Linked DNA regions of Homo sapiens: all the other regions are linked to region 1. A link is a contact called in ENCODE Hi-C data. All regions are on one chromosome and are shown on one strand. Each heading gives the region's core, a stretch centred on a gene start or an enhancer-like site at or near the end of the contact. The rest is flanking DNA. Distances are from core to core; before and after follow the strand shown.

Region 1 (5,885 bases), core at 2,149-4,648:
GTCACACCTCACTATGTCCCCTCAGCTCCTATCTCTGTATGGCCTGGTTTTTCCTAGGCTATGATTATAGAGCGAGGATTATTATAATATTGGAATAAAAAGTAATTGCTACAAACTAATGATTAATGATATTCATATATAATCATATCTAAGATCTATATCTGGTATAACTATTCTTGTTTTATATTTTATTATACTGGAACAGCTCGTGTTCTCTGTCTCTTGCCTTGGCACCTGGGTGGCATGCCGCCCACAGCCAGCAACAGCCCGGAGCAGGGACAGACCATTCCCAGTACCTCCTGAGTTGAGATTGCAGGCCTTAAGACAGGTGGGTGGGCCCGTTGGAGAGCTCTTCCCTTTACTGTTTGAGACAGGAAAAAATTAAACTGTTCATACTATTGTCACACTCAACCCAGAATACTTCACTTGTAGTCACCAAAATGTGTGCAGTTTTTCCCACAATGACCAGTTCTGCAGTGCACTCCCAGTGGTGGGTCCTACAATTTCACTCCACTCTGACACTGTCAGTTCTCCCAGGTGAAGATCTCAGTGTGCTACATGCTACTAGTAGCTGTTGGCTACACTCTCACCAGATAAATACCGTGATTCTCTTAACCCCTTCCTTGGATTCAATTAACTTGCTAAAACCATTCATCTGTATGCTTCGTAGTATCCTTTATAACAATTAGGTAGGCCGGGTGCGGTAGCTCATGCCTGTAATCCCGGCACTTTGGGAGGCCAAGGTGGGTGGATTACCTGAGATCAGGAGTTCAAGACCAGCCTGGCCAACATGGTGAACCCCCTTCTCTACTAAAAACACAAAAATTATCTGGGTGTGGTGGCGGACGCCTGTAATCCCAGCTACTTGGGAGGCTGAGGCAGGAGAATTGCTTGAGCCCAGGAAGCGGAGGTTGCAGTGAGCCAAGATCGTGCCATTGCACTCCAGCCTGGGTGACAGAGCAAGACTCCGTCTCAAAAACAGACCGGCAAACAAAAAACAATTGGGTAAACCAAGGAAAATGTTTCCCTGAGTTCTATGAGCTGCTCTGGCAAATTAATAGCACCTCAGGAAGGGATGAGGAGAATCCCAAATTTATACTCAATGGATCCGAAGCTCCGAATCTGGGACTTGGGGCTGGTATCTGAAGAGGGAACCCTCAACTAGTGGGATCTAATGCTAACTCTGGGTAGACAGTGTCCGAATTGAATTAAATTATTGGACAGTCAGGTAGTGTTTGTTCAAGAACTGCGTGTTGGTGAGGAGAAATCCCCACCCCACACGTTTTGGTGATGAGAGGCGATGCATTCTTTGTTGAGCGTTCATTACTTGATTATGAGAGTGGGAAAAACACTTTGGTTTTTCCTCCTCACTCATACACTTGCCTACACATTACCCCATCCTAGGAAAAGGAAAGAGGGTGACCCATAACTGAATGAGTCAAGTCACTGCTCTCTTAGAACAGAGATTGCAAATAGAAGCTAACCTCTGATGCCAGGAATTATAAAATGCACATGTCTTATAGACAAAACTTTTGTGATTCTCACCAGCATCTCCATAACAGAAACAAAATATATACATATAAAATTTGTTAGATTATTAGGGGCTGGGCACAGTGGCTCATGCCTGTAATCCCAGCATTTTGGGACGCTGAGGTGGGTAGATCACCTGAGGTCAGGAGTTCGAGACCAGCCTGGTCAACATAGTGAAACCCCGTCTCTACTAAAAATACAAAAGTTAGCCAGGTGTGGTGGTGCATGCCTGTAATCCCAGCTACTCGGGAGGCTGAGGCAAGAGAATCGCTTGAACCCAGGAGGCGGAGTTACAGTGAGTCGAGATCGTGCCATTGCACGCCAGTCTGGGAAATAGAGTGAGATTCTGTCTTAAGAAAAAAAAAATTTGTTAGATTATGGATACAGAAATCAATATATCACGATGTAATTATCCATATCCAATGAAACCACCATGCATCTGGGCCATAGTCCCCCTCTTTCTTCCTTCCTGTGTGTTTCCCTCCCTCATTCTGTACATCTCTCTCATTCTCTTCTTCTCTCTCCTTGTTTCTTTTCTGTGTTTCAGCCTGGGTCTCTGCTCCTCATTTTGAGCCCCTCTCTTCTCCTGCTGTTTCTCCTTCCCTCTATCCTTCTCTTCCACTTGTTCTGTTCCATTCTTGCAACTTGTTTCACCTCTTATTCCTCTTTCACCCGTCTTTTGGTTGTCCCCAATCTCCATCTATTTCTGCCTCTTTCTTCCCTTATCTCTGCTCTCCCTGTTAAATCCCCTCTTCCCTGTTTCACTTCCTTGTCCCCACTCTTTGGCACCCCCAGATCCCAGGTCTCCCCCTGCTGTGGTTCTCCCTCTGCTCTCCTTGTCACCAGCTGCCCCTTCTTGCTGTCCCAGCACCACGCTGCTCTGTCTATCCTGGCTCCAAATACCCCCTCCTCTCCCTAACTCTCCGTCTGAGGAGCTGCCCCTCTCCCTACCTTGCTGTCCTTCATCTCTCTAGACAGCGAGCTTTTCTCTACATTTCTCCAGTTGTTTCTCCATCCTGTTACTTTCTCAGCGACTTCTTTCACCCTTACTGTCTCTTTGTAAATCCTGACCCATCCTCTACTTTGCCATGTTTACTGGTTTCCCTCATTCTTTCCTCTGTCTCCGTTTTTCTACTTTTCTCTCAGCCCCCCTCTCTGTCTCCTGATCCCCTTGGCCCACACATTCACAGGGAGGGTTTGGAGTAAGACACCTGGATCCTGGAGGAGCACATTTTCCAGCGGGTGGAGCTGGGCAGGCAAGAACACCGGGTATCACAGGACAAGGCCCGGGCACCTCCCCAACGCGGGCTCAGGGGAAACGGTGACTGCGAAGGGGAGGCCTAGGGAGCAGCAGGGCCCGGCACGAGGAGGAGGGAGGTGGGGGGCGACGGCGCCTTAGGAGAGGGGTGGGGTATGCAGGATCCCAGGACCAGGCAGAGGCGCGGCCTCCCCGGGACTGGGGCTGCGGCGCTAACGCTCCAGTAGCTGACTAGGGCGAGGTTAGGGGACGGTAAAATCCTGCACCCACTTCGCAGATGAGGACTTCACAGGGCGCAGGTCAGTAAAGGGTTTTAAGCAGGAAACGGCGCAGGAAAGGAGGTGTCTGCATGGTCTGAAGGCCGAAAGACCGCGGGCAGGACCAGCCTGTGTGATTTTAACCCAAAGCGATGCGACCCCCAGAGTCTCGCGGCAAAGTCTGAATTTACATGGAATGGAGGGAGCCGTGCGGGGACTTTAAGGGCTATACGAACCCCCGGACATCGGGTACGGAGGAGCAGGGGACTCCGAAACGCAGGTTTAATCTAGATAGAGGGAAACTCACGCGGCGACTAACAGCCTTCACTCCAAGAGATCTGCTTCCGGGTTTGCAAGAAACTGCCCGCGCAGTAGGCAAAGGGGCGGGTTGCGGTGGGGAAAGGCCAGGCGTTGGGAGGGACTGAGAGCATAGGGTGGGCGGGGCCGGGGCGGGGCCTGAACCCTGGAGGCGGAGGTTGCAATGAGCCGATATCGCGCCATTGCACTCCAGCCTGGGTGACAGAGTGAGACTTCGTCTCTCCCAAAAAAAAAAAAAAACAAAACTTAGGCTATCTAAAAGTTTAACCAATGGCCAGTAATATAAGCAATCATGCATATGTAATGAAGGCGCCATAACAACCCAAAAGGAGAGGATTCAGCGGAGCTTCTGGATAGGTGAACACTGGGAGGCTCCTGCAGCGTGGTGCACCCAGGGAGGGCACCAAGGCTCAACGCCCCTTCTCCCATGCCTCACCTCACTGATCCCTTCCATCTGGCTGTTCTTCTGTCAACTTTGTAATATCCTTTATAATACGTAAATCTATGTAAAGTGTTTCCCTGTATTTTGTGAGCCACTCTAGCAAATTCGTTGAACCTGAGGAGGGGGTCAAGGGACTCCTGGATTTATATCTGATCTGTAAGCACAAGTCACAACCTCTGCTTGAGACTGGCATTGAAATGTGTGCACTATTGTGGGACTGAGCCCTCAACGTGTGGGATCTGATGCCATGTCCCGGCAAAATGGAACGGAATGAGAGAACACGCACCTGGTGTCTGTGGCAGGATTGCTTGCTTGGTGTGTGTGGGAAAACCCAGTACCTCTGGGCTAACTGTAGCATTCTGTGTTGTGAGAGAACAGTAGAAGAAACTGAATCAGTGTTTCCTATATTCTTAAATACGAATATGTGAGGTTTGTTGTTGTTTTTTTTTTTTTTTTTTTTTTTTTAGACAAGAGTCTTGCTCTTGTCGCCCAGGCTGGAATGCAATGGCATGATCTCGGCTCACTGAGCCACCGCCCCAGCGTGAAGGCATTTTTGAGCAAGTTATGTCTCCCTAATTCTGTTTTATTGTACTTTTCCCTAAGTAGTTATAATAGCCTCTAAATCTGTGTGGAGTTTTCAGTTTTGTGGACAATACAATAAATAGACAAATAAAAACCCAAACACAAGCTGATCTCTATAGAAGTGTTAGATATTATTTTCAACACACTAAGTGATACTCCGTATCTAGATAAGCTAAAGCACGAATGATGTCTTCTGAGGTGACAAGGTCCACAGTGGCTTTACAGAAACACTGGCCAGAAGTAAAAACTGTGATGATAATGGCAATAGCAATGACTGACTTTTCTGAACACTATGTGCAAGGCATTATTCGGAATACTTTACCTGTATTAACTCAAATAACAACATAATAGCCCATGAGAAAAAGATCTTTTCCTATCTTACTAGGAAACAACTGTGTCGGCCGGGCGCTGTGGCTCACGCCTGTAATCCCAGCACTTTGGGAGGCCGAGCTGGGCGGATCACGAGGTCAGGACCGGATCACGAGCCGGGCGGATCACGATGGTCACCAGGAGACCATCCTGGCTAACACGGTGAAACCCCGTCTCTAATGATAATACAAAAAAATTAGCCGGGCGTGGTGGCGGGCGCCTGTAGTCCCAGCTACTCTACTCGGGAGGCTGAGGCAGGAGAATGGCGTGAACCCGGGAGGCGGAGCTTGCAGTGAGCCGAGATGGCGCCCCTGCACTCCAGCCTGGGCGAGAGCAAGACTCCGTCTCAAAAAAAAGAAAAAGAAAGAAACTGTCACAGATACGCTAAGAAACTGGCCTAAGGTCCAAGAGCTAGAAATGACAGAGCAAGCCCCGAACCCAGGCATCTAAGAATTACAGTTAGGCTGAGAGCAGTGGCTCACACCTGTAATCCCAGCACTTTGAGAGCCTGAGGCAGGAGGGGTGCTTGAGCCCAGGAGTTCAAGACCAGCCTGGGCAATATAGTGAAACCCCATCTCAACAAAATAAAGACAAAACAAAAACAAAAAACCCCTCAACAATTACAATTAAACCTAAAGAATCAGTTAAGTAACAGAAGTACCATCAAAAGTGACAGGATGCCAGGTCAGGGAAACCATTGAGAACAAAGGCAAGCAACATAAACGAGAGTCTGCAGTAACGCAGGCAGACACTAGGTGGAGAACCAGACCACAGCTTACCATGAAAACACAGGGACTGCAGAATTGCAGACTGTCAACAGGAGCTCTCCTGAAGAAAAACTGGCAAACCTTCTCAGGTAACTACAAGCAAAAGCCCAGAGACGACACATTCCCAGAAAAGGCTTCAGAGGTTTCCAGAATCTCTAGTCAGGCTGAATAGAGAAGGTCCTCCCTGAAGGAAGCCAGAAATAAAAAAGTAGGACTGGTTGATTAGTGAAATGCTGAGGTGCCAAGATAACAAGACATTCAAGGAGAAAAGGAAACATGATCCACACAAAGGAACAAATGAAACCACCACAAACTGACACTAAAGAAATGAAGATGTGTGAATTATCAGACAAAGAATTGAA
Region 2 (5,221 bases), core at 480-2,979, 830 kb after region 1:
GAAGGCAAGGGCCACACTGTCACCCACTCTTTGAAAGCCCCAAACCAGAAGTCATTCCGGGGTGGCTGTTCAAGGTTCTTCACTGATCAGGTCTCTTGGTAACAAGTGTTGGCCTCCCACAGGTACATGTCAGCATCTCCTTCCTTTCAGAGGCTGAATGCTTGTCCATTTATGTAGATCCCACACTTTCTTTACACATTCATTCATTGATGGCACTTACATTGCTTCCATTTCTTGGTTTTTGTGAATAATGCTGTTAAGAACATCAACGTATAAATTATCTCTTCCGGCCGAGCGTGGTGGCTCACGCCTGTAATCCCAGTACTTCGGGAGGCCAAGGAGGGTGGATCACTTGGGCCCAGGAGTTCAAGACTAGCCTAGGCAACATGGTGAAACCCTGTCTCTACAAAAGTAAAATAAAATAAAATTAAAATTAAAAGTAGCTGGGCTTGGTGGTGCATGCCTGTAGTCCCAACTATTCAGGAGGCTGAAGTGAGAAGGTCGCTCGAGCCCAGGAGGTCGAGGCTGCAATAAGTAAGCCAAGATCACACTACTGTATTACTCACCAGGCAACAGAGAGAGAGACCCTGTCTCAAAAATAAATACACAGATAGGCTGGGGGCAGTGACTCATGCCTGTAATCCTTGGCTTGGGAAGCCGAGGAGGGTGGATCACCTGAGGTCAGGAGTTCAAGACCACCCGGGTCAACATGGCAAAACCCCATCTCTACTAAAAATACAAAAATTAGCTGGGCATGGTGTTAGGTGCCTGTAGTCCCAGCTACTCGGGAGACTGAGGCAGCAGAATCACTTAAACCCAGGAGGCAGAGGTTGCAGTGAGCTGAGATCGCACCACTGCATTCCAGCCTGGCTGACAGAGTGAGACTCCGTCTCAAAAAATACATACATACATACATACATATCTCTTCAAGATCCTGCTTGGAATTCTTTTGGGTATCTCCCCAGAAATGGAATTGCTGGATCCCATGGTAATTCTATTTTATGAGTTAGAACTTGATGGCCTGAATTTTTGTGGTGTCAGCTGCAGACTCACAGTGAGGGAAGCCCAGGAGGGGATGGGCTTTAAGAGGATGATGCTGCAACAGAGGGGCTTTAGTTAACACGGATGTGCTGTGTTCTTGAGCCTTCCTAAGAGAGTAGATTGTAAGTGTTCTTACCACACACACAAAAATGATAAATGTGAGGCAATGCACATGTAAATTAGCTCAATTTAGCCTTTTCACAACGTATACTATTTCAGCACATCATGTTGTACACCATAAGTACATACAATTTTTATTTGCCCTAAAAAATAAATCAGTAATGCTTAAAAAAATTAAATTTCATATTGTAGGGGGGGAAACAGTGCATGATGTTGCAATGTACTGCGTTTCATTTCCTGAAGCGTCAGCGAAAGACCAGCCCTGGGGTAGAAGACCGGAGCGGAGGGAGCGTGGCCTCCCCAGCTCCCCACTTCCTTCTCAAGCTGCAGGCTGAACTAGGGTCTCTGGAACTGGGCTAAGGCGCCCCCGTGTCTGCAGCCTCTCTGCGGGGCTTCATGGACTCCAGCAAAAGGCTTGAGGCTGGAAACGAGGGTATGAGCGTGCGGAGAGGTAGGGTGAGGTTGGGTTTCTGCAAGGAAATAATAATCACCGTGCTTAACTGATGTACTAGGCACCAGGCTGAAGGCCCCATCAGCTGGCGAGGCTGGGAGAGAAATTGACATCCCCTCTTGCTGCCCCGCCGTTGGCTGGAAACAGTCATGAGCCGCCACCTAGCGGCGAAAATGACAGCAACAACTTGGACCTAGAGCTGGGGCCACGGAACGAAAGGCGTCATCCCTTTAAATTAGGACAATTGCCCTCTCTCAGGGCAGCTTCTCTGTTCTGGTTACCTGCTGACTTACACCCAGTCACCCCAAACTTCGTGGCAAAAAACAACTGCTATTTATCCATCCATCCTTCCTTCCTTCCTTCCTTCCTTCTTTCCTTCCTTCCTTCCTTCCTTCCTTCCTTTTATGAGGCAGAGTCTCGCTCTGTCGTCCAGGCTGGAGTGCAGTGGTGCGATCTTGGCTCACTGCAGCCTCCATCTCCCGGGTTCAAGCGGGATTCCCCTGCCTCAGCCTCCCTGCTAGCTGGGATTACAGGTACGAGCCACCACGCCCAGCTAATTTTTGTATTTTTAGTAGAGACGGGGTTTCACCACGTTGGCCAGGCTGGTCTTGAATTCCTGACCTTAGGTGACCCGCCTGCCTCAGCCTCCCAAAGTGCTGGGATTACAGGTGTGAGCCACCACGCCCGGCTATAGTTTATTTATACTCGTAGATTCTAGCAGTCAAGAATTTGGACAGAGTACAGCAAGGGTGGTTTTATCTGCAGCCTCAGCTGCAAAGACTGGAATGGAGGGTGCCGGAATTATCTGGAAGATCTGGGAGCGTCTTCACTCATACGTCCGGTGTCTGGGCTGGATGACTCCACGGTTGTGCGCAGCTGGAGGACAGCTGACCCGAGTGCCCACACGTGGCCTCTCTGTGTGACTTGGGCTTCCTCACAGCATGGTGGTCTCAGGACAGGCAGACTTCCTGCATGACGTTTGGTTCAGCAAACAAGGCAGAAGGTGAATCACCTTTTATGATCTAGACTCAGAAGTTGCCTCTAGGCTGGAGTGCAGTGGTGTAATTATAGCTCACTGCAGCCTTGACCTCCTGGACTCAAGAGATCCTCCTGCCTCAGCCTCCCAAATAGTTGGAACTACAGGCATATGCCACCATGCCTGGATAATTTTTAGTTTATTTGTTAAATGTAGAGACGGTGTCTATTCTGACTCTATCAGCCGAAGCAGTCAGGGACTCACCAATATTTCAGAGCAAGGAGCTATAGACTGCACCTGTAGAAGGGAGAATGTCAGCTGGGCGCGGTGGCTCATGCCTGTAATCCCAGCACTTTGGGAGGCCGAGGCAGGTGGATTACCTGAGGTCAGGAGTTTGAGACCAGCCTGGCTAACATGGTGAAACCCCGTTTCTACTAAAAATACACACACACACACACACACACACACACACACACACACACACACACACAAAATTAGCCAGGCATGGTGGCGGGTGCCTGTAATCCCAGCTACTCTGGAGGCTGAGGCAGGAGAATTGCCTGAACCTGGGAGGTGGAGGTTGCAGTGAGCTGAGATCGTGCCATTGCACTCTAGCTTGGACAACAAGAGCGAAACTCCATCTCAAAAAAAAAAAAAAAAAAAGAAGAGAGAATGTCTAACAACTTGCAGCTGTGTTTTAAAACTGGATGTTCTCCCTGAGGACTTGAATATAAAGCTTTGTCAGTTGCTTGGTGTGGTGAAGCAATGAGAGTGTTTTTTTCGGGGGAGGAGGTGTCAGATAGATCAAGAATTTATAATTAGCATAAGAAATGTACTTCTTAACAAAGCCAGCCTGGGCAACATAGTGAGATTCCCATCTCTACAAAAAAAAAAAAAAAAAAATTAGCCCAGTGTGGTGGTGCACACCTGTGGCCCCAGCTACTTGGGAGGCTGAGGCAGGAGGATTGCTTGAGCCTGGGAGGTCAAGGCTGCAGTGAGCTATGATTGTGCCACTGCACTCCAGTCTGTGTGACAGTGCAAGACCCTGTCTCAAAAAATAAAAAGAAAAAAAAAGAAACATACTAAAAAAGGACACATATTAGCAATATGAAACAAGAACAATTTTCCATAAAGCAAGAGGCTTATGGAAATAAAAAGTATAAAAATACATGATGGTAAAAAATATATAACATTATCCTCTAACAGAATAGGCAGTAGGGTGGGTGCCGTGGCTCACGCCTGTAATCCCAGCACTTTGAGAGGCTGAGGTGGGATGATCACTTGAGACCAGGAGTTCGAGACCAGTCTGGGCAACATGGTGAGACCGTGTCTCTTTAAAAAAAAAAAAAAAAAAGGCAGAATTGATACAGCTGAAGAAAAATGAACAAGTAAGAAAATGTGGTGGAGGAACTTCTCCAGGAAGCTGATATAATTATATTAAGATCAGAAAAAATAAGAGAAAAGTCATCGTACGATATAAGGGACAGGTGTTTCTCAAAATCCAAAATCTTCTCTGCTAAGAGAATCCTGATTTTGTTTTTGTTTTTGTTTCTTGAGATGCAGTCTTGCTCTGTCGCCCAGGCTAGAGTGCAGTGGTGCAATCTCAGCTCACTGCAAACTCCACCTCCCAGATTCAAGTGATTCTCCTGCCTCAGCCTCCCCAGTAGCTGGATTACAGGTGCTCGCCACCACACCCAGCTAATTTTTGAATTTTTAGTAGAGACGGGGTTTCACCATGTTGGTCAGGCTGGTCTCAAACTCCTGACCTCGTGATTCGCCCACCTCAGCCTCCCAAAGTGCTGGGATTACAGGCCTGAGCCACCGCACCCAGCCGAGAACCCTGATTTTGTTCAGGTGTCAGTTGGCCACCCTTGTTCCTTGGAGACTTGGCCCTTTTCTAGTTTCAGGCATGAATCTTGATTAGTCTAAGGCTTAGTGACGTGCTGGTTGTGAAAGTGTGGTCCCTGAACCAGCAGCGTCAGCATCACCTGGGAGCTCGTCAGAAAGGCAAATTCTTGAGCCCCACCCCAGACCTACTGAATCAGTCAGAAACTCTGAAGGTGAGCTTTTCCTTTCTCCTCCTCTCCAACCTATGGTTTGACAAGTCCTCCAGGTGATTCTGATGCACACTGAAGTTTAAACACCTTTAGCCCAGTTAGGTAAACTCACGCCCACTGCTAGTGGTTATTTAAGGAAGGGGCTGGATGCAATTGTGTTTCTTGAGATGTGAGTGGAAATCTCGTGGGAGGCTTCCTCATGTTGGAGAGGGCCGCGTTGGAAGGGCCTTTCTATGCCCTTCGTCTGCTTTTTATCTCATCCTTTCCAAAAAATTAACTTTTTATTTATTTATTTGAGACAGAGTCTTGCTCTTGTCGCCCAGGCTGGAGTGCAGTGGCGCGATCTCGGCTCACTGCAACCTCCACCTCCTGGGTTCAAGCAATTCTCCTGCCTCAGCCTCCCGAGTAGCTGGGGCTACAGGCACCTGCTACTATGCCCAGCTAATTTTTGTATTTTCCGTAGAGACAGGGCTTCACCATGTTGGCCAGGCTGGTCTCAAACTCCTGACCTCAAGTGATCTGCCCACCTCAGCCTCCCAAAGTGCTGGCATTACAGGAGCGAGCCACCTCACCTGG
Region 3 (5,158 bases), core at 2,073-4,572, 650 kb after region 1:
ATGGCCTCATGGGAAGGGAAAGACCTGACCGTCTCCCAGCCCGACACCCGTAAAGGGTCTGTGCTGAGGAGGATTAGTAAAAGAGGAAGGCATGCCTCTTTGCTGTTGAGACAAGAGGAAGGCATCCGTCTCCTGCCCGTCCCTGGGCAATGGAATGTCTCGGTGTAAAACCTGATTGTATGTTCCATCTACTGAGATAGGGGAAAACCGCCTTAGGGCTGGAGGTGGGACATGCGGGCAGCAATACTGCTCCGTAAGGCATTGAGATGTTTATGTGTATGCATATCTAAAGCACAGCACTTAATTCTTTACCTTGTCTGTGATACAGAGACCTTTGTTAACGTGTTTATCTGCTGACCTTCTCTCCACTATTATCCTATGACCCTGCCACATCCCCCTCTCTGAGAAACACCCCAAAATGATCAATAAATACTAAGGGAACTCAGAGGCCGGGGGATCCTCCGTATGCTGAACGCTGGTCCCCTGGGCCCCCTTATTTCTTTCTCTATACTTTGTCTCTGTGTCTTTTTCTTTTCCAAGTCTCTTGTTCCACCTAACGAGAAACACCCACAGGTGTGGAGGGGCAACCCACCCCTTCATGCTCACGCCTGTAATCCCAGCACTTTGGGAGGCCGAGGTAGGCGGATTACCTGAGGTCAGGAGTTTGAGACCAGCCTGACCAGCATGGAGAAACCCCGTCTCTACTGAAAATACAAAATTAGCTGGGTGTGGTGGCGCATGCCTGTAATCCCAGCTACTAGGAAGGCTGAGGCAGGAGAATCACTTCAACCTGGGAGGCAGAGGGAGTGGTGAGCCGAGATCGCGCCATTGCACTCGAGCCTGGGCAACAAGAGTAAAACTCTGTTTAAAAAAAAAAAAAAATTAAGGCCGGGTGCGGTGGCTCACGCCTGTAATTCCAGCACTTTGGGAGGCCGAGACGGGCAGATTACCTGAGGTCAGGAGTTTGAGACCAGCCTGGCCAACATGGTGAAACCCTGTCTCTATTAAAAATACAAAAATTAGCCCGGCGTGGTGGTGGGTGCCTGTAATCCCAGCTACTCGGGAGGCTGAGGCAGGAGGATTACTTAAGCCCAGGAGACGGAGGTTGTAGTGAGCCGAGATCGTGCCACTGCACTCCAGCCTGACCGACAGAGTGAGACTCTGTCTGAAAAAAAAAAAAAATTATATAAATCAATACAAATAAAGTTAATGTATTTTATTTAACCCACTATATCCAAAACATTATTATTTCATGCAATCAATATGAAAAGGTTATTCACGAATTACTTTTCATTCTTTTGTTCTTGTTGTTTTTAAATTAATTCTTTTTTTATTTTTATTTTTTTTTGAGATGGAGTCTTGTTCTGTCGCCCAGGCTGGAGTGCAGTGGCGCGATGTTGGCTCACTGCAATCTCTGCCTCCCGGAATCTAGCGATTCTCCTGCCTCAGCCTTCTGAGTAGCTGGGATTACAGGTGTGCGTCACCATGCCTGGCTAATTTGTTGTGCATTTTTAGTAGAGATGGGGTTTTGCCATGCTGGTCAGGCTGGTCTCGAACTCCTGACCTCAGGTGATCCGCCCGCCTCAGCCTTCCAAAGTGCTGGGATTACAGGCGTAAACCACCGTGCCTGGCCTAAATTAATACTTTAAATTAATTAAAATGCTTTTAAAAAGTCCAGAACAGGCCGGGAGCGGTGGCTCAAGCCTCTAATCCCAGCACTTTGAGAGGCCGAGTTGGGCAGATCACCTGAGGTCAGGAGTTCGAGCCCAGCCTGGCCAACATGGTGAAACCCCGTCTCTACTAAAAATACAAAAATCAGCTGGGCTTGGTGGTGCATGCCTGCAATCCTAGCTACTCGGGAGGATGAGGCAGGAGAATCCCTTTAACCTGGGAGGCAGAGGTTGCAGGGAGCCGAGATTGTGCCATTGCACTCCAGCCTGGACGACAGAGCAAGACAACATCTCAAAAAAAAAAAAAAAAAAAACAAGAAAGAAAAACTAAAATGGTACCATGTTTTGCGTTTTTATTTTTTTTATTCTTAGTTGTTTTTTTTTTTTTTTTTGAGACATGATCTCACTCTGTCACCCAGGCTGGAGTACAGTGGTGCAATCATGACTCACTGAAACCTCAAAACTCCTGGGCTCCAGCCATCCTCCTGCCTCAGTCTCCTGAGTAGCTGGGGTTTCAGGCACGTACCAGCACATCTGGCTAATTTCTTTTTTTAATTTTTAGTAGAGATGAGGTTTCACTATGTTGCCCAGGCTGGTCTCAAACTCCCGGGCTCAAGCAATCCTCCCTCCTTGGCCTCCCAAAGTGCTGAGATTACAGGCGTGAGCAACTGTGCTTGGTCCAAATTGGTATTACGTTTTCAATTCAGGCTTCAGATAGAAGGTACCCTAGTTTTATTGCCAAGAAGAGATATAATTTCTATAAAACAACTCTCCTATCTAGCTAGTTTTAGGAACACTCCTACTGGTCAAAGTATATAAAACTAAGGGGACCAGAGTTAGCTGTAACGACCTTGGGCTCCACATATGCCTGTACTTAAGAAAATTAATGAACATTCTTGGAAGGTGGAATGCATCTTTTACACCTGAGCAAATTGAGGCTTGGGTTACACAGCTCTGCCTGGCGCATGTGATTTATTTTCTCTCTCTTTTTGTTTTTAAGACCTAGTCTTGCTCTGTTGCCCAGACTGGAGTGCAGTGGCATGATCTCAGCTCACTGCAACCTCTGCCTCCCGGGTTCAAGCAATTCTCCTGCTTCAGCCTCCCGAGTAGCTGGGATTACAGGCGCCCGCCACCATGCCTGGCTAATTTTTTTGTATTTTTAGTAGAGACGGGGTTTCACCATGTTGGCCAGGTTGGTCTTGAACTCCCAACCTCAGCTGATCCGCCCTCCTCGGCCTCCCAAAGTGCTGGGATTACAGGCGTGAGCCACCGCACCCGGCCTGGGCAAGTGATTTCTTTCTGCCTAATTGTCTAGTCATTAACCGGTAACTGAAAATCACAAACAATTTCAATCTTAGGACTGATTGCCCAGCAGTCAATTCATGCAAGATACTTTTTTTTTTAAATTGAGGCTTCCGTGGATGGTGAAAATCAAAATTGGAATGATTTTCATATGGAACAATGAAAAGCGCCCCTTTCTGAGTTTTCTAGACTGACCTCTGACCTCTGTTTCGGAGGGCCCGGCTAGGGCTGGCCTGGGACTGCAGAGGATTTTGTTTTATTTCCTGTGGACTAAATTATGATAGGATTTTAGGCACCAGTAGAGGGCGCTGAGACACAGGTGGGCGAGCAGAAGACAGGCTGTTCGAGGGGAAGTAAACCTAATCGCGTTCCCTTTAAACTTTGTAATGACTCACCACGGAGTCAACTGAGGAAGTAAAACTTAATAGGAATAGTCTCAGTGAACAATGCCATAAATTGACACGCAGCCAAGTGCCAAGTTCTGATAACAAATCAGTAAGAAATGCAAGTTAAAGGAATGCCATTGTTCCCTTAGGGGGAAAAAAACCTCTTCTTTGTTAAAGCCAGTGATGACCAGCAGAGGGTAAAGCCAGTTCAGAAGGTCAACCGGCAGTTTTAGAAATTAATATGGTCTCACGCATGAATATTCTTACAGTAATTCTACTTGGGTGATTCAACTCTGACAAAAATAGCAGAGATGTTTTCTATTATTTATTTAATTTACTTACCTTTTTGAGACAAAGTCTCGCTCTGTCGCCCAGGCTGGAGTGTAGTGGCGAAATCTGGGCTCACCGCAACGTCTGCCTCCCGGGTTCCAGCGATTCTCCTGCCTCAGCCTCCCGAGTAGCTGGGATTATAGGCACCTGCCACCGCGCCCAGCTGATTTTTGTATTTTTAGTAGAGACGCGGTTTCACCATGTTGGCCAGGCTGGTCTCGAACCGCTGACCTCAGGTGATCCACCTGCCTCTGCCTCCTAAAGTGCTGGGATTACAGGCAAAAGCCACCGTGTCCAGCCACAAACTGTCTTATCAATGGCAACTGTCTCCTGATCTGTTGGCCTCACAATAACTGAATAATAAAGCTTACGTTTTGCCAGGCGCAGTGGCTCACGCCTGTAATCCCAGCACTCTGGGAGGCCGAGGCAGGAGTATCACCTGACGTCAGGAGTTCGAGACCAGTCTGGCCAACATAGTGAAACCCCGGCTCTACTAAAAATACAAAAATTCGCCGGGTGTGGTGGCAGGCGCCTGTAATCCCAGCTATACAGGAGGCCAAGGCAGGAGAATCGCTTGAACCCGGGAGGTAGAGGTTGCAGTGAGCAAAGATTGCGCCACTGTACTCCAGCCTGGGTGACAGAGCTAGACCCTGTCTCAAAAAACAAACAAACATACAACCCCACCCCCCAAAAGACCCTACATCTTAAAACAAGAGGCAAAATTGCCCTCCGTTGAGAACCACTGTTCTAGACTTAATCTGTTAGAGTCATTTATTTATTTTATGCACAGAATAACTTTGCAAAGAGGAATGACTTTTTATTTGTTCCAGATTCTAAAATAATCTATGCAGTCTTCCGTGCAGGTTGAGATACTTAAAACTCTATCGGCAAAGGCCGGGTGTGGTGGCTCATACCTGTAATCCCAGCACTTTGGGAGGCTGAGATGGGCGGATCACGAGGTCAGGAGATCGAGACCATCCTGGCTAACACAGTGAAACCCGGTCTCCACTAAAAATACAAAAAATTAGCCTAGGAGGCAGAGCTTGCAGTGAGCTTGCAGATCATGCCACTGCACTCCAGCCTGGGTGACAGAGTGAGATTCCATCTCAAAACAAAACAAAACAAAACAAAAACTATCGGCAAAGTCACAGCCATGGCTAATTATCATACGTTTGTTCAGCAAATTCACCTTCTTTTTGCAAACATAATTTACACCGTTTAATCGGGAATTTTACACAAAAAAAAAGATTCTAGAAAACATAGCTGTCCATAACTGTCATGGTTTCCAGGTTGCAAGTTCATAATCATTTGAATTATTCAAATGAGTCTCTAAATGCTACAAAAATAATGTCTTCTACAATGACAAGTTATGGAATAAATATATAGTTGATCCTAATTTCAGGACACTTGGTATGTAAATATTTGCTCACGTTTTTCTTTGATACGTACACAAAGACTAATGAGTAAACC
Region 4 (5,534 bases), core at 2,782-5,281, 690 kb after region 1:
CTAATTTGTATTATGACTATTCTTATTCTAACTATTTTGTTTATTATACTGAAACAGTTTGTGCCTTCAGTCTCTTGCCTGGGCACCTAGGTAATCCTCCGCCTACATATTTCCCGGACCTCAGGAGAATCACAAATACACAAATAAATATAAGCCCTACAAAATTCCCAGATCAGGCCCGGCGGGTGGCTCACGTCTGTAATCCCAGCACTTTGGGAGGCTGAGGCGGGTGGATCACGAGGTTAGGAGATCGAGACCATCCTGGCCAACATGGTGAAACCCCGTCTTTACTAAAAATACAAAAATTAGCCGGGCGTGGTGGAGGGCACCTGTAGTTCCAGCTACTCATGAGGCTGAGGCAGGAGAATCGCTTGAACCTGGGAGGCGGAGGTTGTAGTGAGCCGAGATCGCGCCACACTGCACTCCAGCCTGGGAGACAGAGCGGGACTCCGTCTGAAAAAAAAAAAAAAAAAAAAAAAAAAAAAATATATATATATATATATATATATATATATATATATATATATTCCATGATCAGCCGGCGCGGAGGCTCACGCCTGTAGTCCCAACACTGGGAGGACAAGGCGGGAGGATCGCTTAAGCCCAGGAGTTCAAGACCAGCCTGGGCAACACAGCAAGACCTCGTCTCTATTTAAAAAAAAGTTTTAAAGAAAATTCGATGATCACAGAACCCGCTATCTGCATCTACATCCGCAAAAGCAATTGGGGAGAGATACCGCAAGGGAGGGAAGGGTTCCCCTGGAAGGGGAGAAGGAAAGGCCAGCTGGGGCACACACTGTCGTTGGATGAGGAAAGGCCTCCTTTTCATTTCTGCAGCGTCCACTCTTGAGCTCCAACCCACTCCATCGCTGTCTTCTTAAAGGACGCCTCGCCCACCCTTCTCTCCCATCCCATGCCTGAATCCCTTCTGGAAGGCATCCGAAAGAACAGCTATAGAACTCTGGGGTGATACGTTGGTTAACTCGGGAAAGAACTCAAGGACACTGGACTAGAACGTGGTGGGATTCCTAGGTCGGTTTCGGGGCCATCCCCGCCGCCTATCCTTCGCCCTAGGTCACCTGGAGGTGGCTGGAAGGCCAGTGGACTCCACATTTAGGGAGAGTGGTTACAAGAGGACTCGGATTCCCCCACCTTCCCTTCGGCTTTGGGAATCCCAGGAAACCCGCCCCGAACCCCTGAAAAGTCCCAGAGAAGGTAAGCTGGGCGTCCAGAGTCCCTCCCAGGCGCCGCCGCAGCGTCCCGCCCAGCCTCGCGGGGCACGCCGGGAGGCGGAGTTCTCGGTCGTGTCCCGAGAGTGGCTGGTCCGCAGGCTCGGACTACCAGTCCCAGAATGCACTGCGCCCGCAGCCCGGGGCGGGCCGTGGTTGCCCCTGGCAACAGAGAGGGTCTCCCGGGAGCGGGGACTGGGAAGCGCTCCCGAGCCGGGGAGGCGCAGAGCCCGACCAGAGAGAGGCGGGGACGCGGGTAGAGCGACCAAGAGGTGTGGAGGCCGGAAGAGACTGACCGCGCCGGCCCTTGGAGAGACCCCTTTCCTGAGAGGGGGCGCACAGAGAGGATGCCGAAGCCAGCGAGATCTAGAGAGAGGGAGACAGGGATTGAATCACAGAGACACTTAGAGGGAGGGAGAGACCTCAAAGACAGAGAGATTCACAGGGCCAGAGAGACACGTAGAGTGGGTCAGAGAAGAGGACAGAGGACAGAGACATAGAAAAGACAGGAGGGAGAGAGACTGAATCACAGAGACACAGGGAGAGAGGGAGAGACCTCAGAGATGGAGAGAGACTCACAGGGCCAGATAGACACATGGAGTGGGTCAGAGAAGGGGACAGAGAGAGAGACACAGAAAAGGGAAGAGGGAGAGAGACTGAATCACAGAGACACAGAGAGGGAAGTCTCTATCTAGAGACCCTCGACAGAGATTCCTAGAGCCAGAGACAGAGATTCAGAGAGCCAGAGACACAGAGAGATTCATAGAGACATATAGAGAGATTCAGAGAGCCTGAATCACAGAGATTCACAGAGCCAACGAGACAAACAGAGAGATTCATAGAGCCAGAGACACAGATTCGGAGAGTCAGAGAGACATAGAAAGATTCATAGAGCCAGAGACACAGAGATTCAGAGAGTCAGAGAGACATAGAGAGACATTCATAGAGCCAGAGACACAGAGAGATTCATAGACATATAGAGAGATTCAGAGAGCCTGAATCACAGAGATTCACAGAGCCAAAGAGACAAACAGAGAGATTCATAGAGCCAGAGACACAGAGGGATTCGGAGAGTCAGAGAGACATAGAAAGAGATTCATAGAGCCAGAGACACAGAGATTCATAGAGACATAGAGATTCATAGAGCCAGAGACACAGAGATTCAGAGAGTCAGAGAGACATAGAAAGACATTCATAGAGCCAGAGACACAGAGAGATTCAGAGTCAGAGAAACATAGAGATTCATAGAGCCAGAGACACAGAGAGATTCAGAGTCAGAGAGACATAGAGAGACATTCATAGAGCCGGAGACACAGAGAGATTCAGAGTCAGAGAGACATAGATTTATAGAGCCAGAGACACAGATTCAGGGAGTCAGAGAGACATAGAGAGACATTCATAGAGCCGGAGACACAGATTCAGAGTCAGAGAGACATAGACATTCATAGAGCCAGAGACACAGATTCAGAGAGTCAGAGAGATGAATAGATTCAGAGAGCCAGAGACACAGGGAGAGTGAATCACAGACACAGAGGGACGGGGAGATCCCCAGAAACAGAAAGAGATTCATAGAGCCAGAGAGACAAATAGAGATTGGGTCAGAGAGAAAGGGACAGAGACAGAGACAGAGAAGAGAAGAGGGAGAGAGATTGGGTCAGAGAGAAAGGGACAGAGACAGAGAAGAGAAGAGGGAGAGAGAGACTGAGTCATAGACAGGAGAGAGACCCCCCTAGCATCAGAGAGAGAGAGAGAGATCAACAGAGCCAGAGAGGGACAAGTACAGAGAAACAGATGGAACCAGAGAGATATAGGAAGAGACAAACAAAAACAGAGACGGAGTTGCAGAACCGGAGGAAGGGAGAGAGACAGAGACAAAGGCATTTATAAAGACGGGTGGAGGTGAGGAGAGAGAGGGAGAGACAGGGGCAAGCATTTAGAGAGTGACTCCCAGAGAGGAAGACAGAGACGGACTCCCAAAGAGATCAAGTTGCAGAGGGAGGGGGAGACAGAGTCACAGCCTGAGAGAGAATAGAGATTCACAGAGCCAGAGAGACAAAGACAGGGAAAGAAACAAACTCAGGGAGACAGAGGCGGAAGAATTTATCAGACGTAGAGGGAGAGACAGAGGGAGACTGATTCACAGTGAGGCAGACCAAGACCCCGAGAAGAACCACGACACCAAGACCCAGAGATGGCGACAGATACAGATGGAGACACACAGCAGAGGAAATAGAGAAATAGAAAGAAATAGAAACAGCATTTCTCGGAGACAGGGAAAAGAAAACAGATCCACTGAGAGGCAGAAACAGAGACACATCGAGAAAGCTCGCTCCAGGAATAGAGGGAGAGGGACAGAGGTCACAAGAAAGACACACGCAGGCAGAGAGCTACACAAATAATGGAGAGGCCAGGGGAGGAAATAAAGACTCAGCCGGCATCGGAGAAAGTGAGAACCTTAGCGCCCTGCCTGTCCACTGCTGGACCCCTAGCGTGGAGCATAAAGTTTGTTGAAGGAAGGAGAGGGGCAGGGTCAGACACAGGGACCCCAGGGCGCCCACAGGACACACGAGGCACCCTAGTGGGGGAGGAACGCGGGGCAGGATGACAGATTGCAGGGTGGTGGGGGGGAGCCAGGCTCAGAGGATGCCCCTCCCTCCAGCCAGCCCCCGGAGTGGGTGTGTGCACGTGTGGGGGGCGGGGAGGGAGGACATTTGTCCCGTGTCTCCGGGAGGGGAGCGCCTTTAAGCCGAAACCCCGCCCTCTCGGTCGTCCTGGCAACGCCTCCCCCAACCCGGGGCTCCCACATTTCAGCAGGTGCCGGAGCTGGAGCTCCCACCGCCGCCGCCCGTGCCTCCGGCTGCCGGCGCCCCTGCCTTTGGCTCTTCCTCCCCACTCGCCCGCTCCCCCTGGCGGAGCCGGCGCGCCCGGGGTGCCGCTCCCTGCCTGGCGCGCTCCGCACCTGGAGGTGCCTTGCCCCTCTCCTGCCCACCTCGGAATTTCCCTGTGGCTCCTTTGATCCTTCGAGTCTCCAGCTCCTCTCCCTTCCACCTGTTTCCCCCAAGAAAGGCAGGATCCTGGTCCCTGCTACGTTTCTGGGGCCATGGCTGGTCTGGGCCCCGGCGTAGGCGATTCAGAGGGGGGACCCCGGCCCCTGTTTTGCAGAAAGGGGGCCCTGAGGCAGAAGGTGGTCCACGAAGTCAAGAGCCACAAGTTCACCGCTCGCTTCTTCAAGCAGCCCACCTTCTGCAGCCACTGCACCGACTTCATCTGGTGAGGGAAGGGGGCTGGGGGACTGGGGGACGAGGGGACTAGGGGTGCAGACTCCTATCACGCCGACCCCTGTGGAAGGAAGAAGGAGGGGGCTGTAGTCCCGACTCCCAGGTTCTAGGATGGCCAGGGAACGCTGGGAGCTTCGACTCCTGGGTTTCAGTGAGGAGGAGGCTGGTTCCTGGAGTGCTGGGTCCGAGGGAGGAGGAGGCTGGAGGACAGAGGTCCTGGAGTCTTGGGTCTGAGGGAGGAAGGGCCTGGGGGGCTGGGAGCCTGGATTCCTGGGTCTGAAGGAGGAAGAAACTGGGGGCTGAACTCCAGTCTAAGGGAAGAAGGGCTGGGGGCCAAAATTTCTGGGTTCTAGAAAGAGGAGGTGGCCGGGGCTTGGACACCTGGGCCCTGCGGGAGGAGGGTCAGAGAGCGCAGGCCCCCTGTGGCTCGCAGAGGTTGGGGGTCCAGGTACCCCTTTCTGCACTGACCTAGGATCCCTGACTCTTCCAGGGGTATCGGAAAGCAGGGCCTGCAATGTCAAGGTAAGAGCTGGGGACCGGGGCTCCTGGGACCCTCAGGAGGGTGGAGGCTGGGGCCCCACAGCTGAGGCTGCTTGACACACGTGTTCTCTGGTCCCCAGAGAGGCGCGGGGGAGCCCGGGGCGGGGGGTGTGGCAGAGACACAGCCTGTGGTGGGGAGGGAGCTTTGATGGTGGGGCCACCGCGGAGGTGGTGCTGGGGGCCCCTCCCTCGGCCGGCTCCAGGTGGGGACAGATATTTGGAGAATCTGTTGCCATGGGAACATGGAGATTTGGAAAAGGGGAGCTGAAGGGGGGAAGGGGGAGGGGGCTGGAGATGCAAAGTCAGAGCCCCCCCCCACCCCAGGCTGCCGTCGCCATGACAACACCAGCCGTCCTAGGCAGGGGCAGGCCGGGTGGGGTCACCAATGGGCGAGTGGGGGCCGGGCGGGGCCGGCAGTTCTGGGGGGCGGGAGAGGGGGGCGAGTCCTTGAGCACCAGCTGCTACTGCTGAGAACAGAGTGAGTCAG

The links. Hi-C counts contacts between places; a loop is a spot of excess contacts on that map. Pooled maps may share reads with other maps.
Region 2: a map of naive thymus-derived CD4-positive, alpha-beta T cell shows a loop between it and region 1 (33-fold over the local background). The contact joins the enhancer-like site here to the promoter of ZNF665 in region 1. A Hi-C loop is called at or near these places in 14 of 168 maps with a recorded cell type or tissue (B cell, CD4-positive, alpha-beta T cell, CD4-positive, alpha-beta memory T cell and 10 more), 27 of 37 single-sample maps with no recorded cell type and 28 of 50 pooled maps.
Region 3: a loop to region 1 is called in a map of naive thymus-derived CD4-positive, alpha-beta T cell, with 12 times the contacts of the local background. The contact joins the enhancer-like site here to the promoter of ZNF665 in region 1. A Hi-C loop is called at or near these places in 4 of 168 maps with a recorded cell type or tissue (B cell, Caco-2, mammary epithelial cell and 1 more), 2 of 37 single-sample maps with no recorded cell type and 9 of 50 pooled maps.
Region 4: a map of CD4-positive, alpha-beta memory T cell shows a loop between it and region 1 (10-fold over the local background). The contact joins the promoter of PRKCG here to the promoter of ZNF665 in region 1. A Hi-C loop is called at or near these places in 1 of 168 maps with a recorded cell type or tissue (CD4-positive, alpha-beta memory T cell), 1 of 37 single-sample maps with no recorded cell type and 7 of 50 pooled maps.

The regions. Positions count from the first base shown.
Region 1 is chr19:53,189,960-53,195,844 of GRCh38, forward strand. ZNF665 (zinc finger protein 665) reads right to left here and starts at 3,399. Exons shown (of 4, transcript NM_024733.5): 1 at 3,353-3,399. RefSeq lists an enhancer at 3,215-3,364.
Region 2 is chr19:54,022,307-54,027,527 of GRCh38, forward strand. No RefSeq gene overlaps it. Among named protein-coding and RNA genes, the nearest start is that of CACNG6, 33 kb to the left of the region's middle. RefSeq lists a silencer at 483-686. Within about 2 kb of position 1,730, at least 5 of the 41 ENCODE cell types and tissues checked have a DNase peak (open chromatin) inside an H3K27ac peak, as active enhancers do.
Region 3 is chr19:53,838,994-53,844,151 of GRCh38, forward strand. No RefSeq gene overlaps it. Among named protein-coding and RNA genes, the nearest start is that of NLRP12, 17 kb to the left of the region's middle. RefSeq lists enhancers at 564-1,333, 1,334-2,101. Within about 2 kb of position 3,323, at least 8 of the 41 ENCODE cell types and tissues checked have a DNase peak (open chromatin) inside an H3K27ac peak, as active enhancers do.
Region 4 is chr19:53,878,166-53,883,699 of GRCh38, forward strand. PRKCG (protein kinase C gamma) reads left to right here and starts at 4,032. Exons shown (of 18, transcript NM_002739.5): 1 at 4,032-4,499; 2 at 4,998-5,029. The coding sequence starts at 4,330. RefSeq lists an enhancer at 4,484-5,035.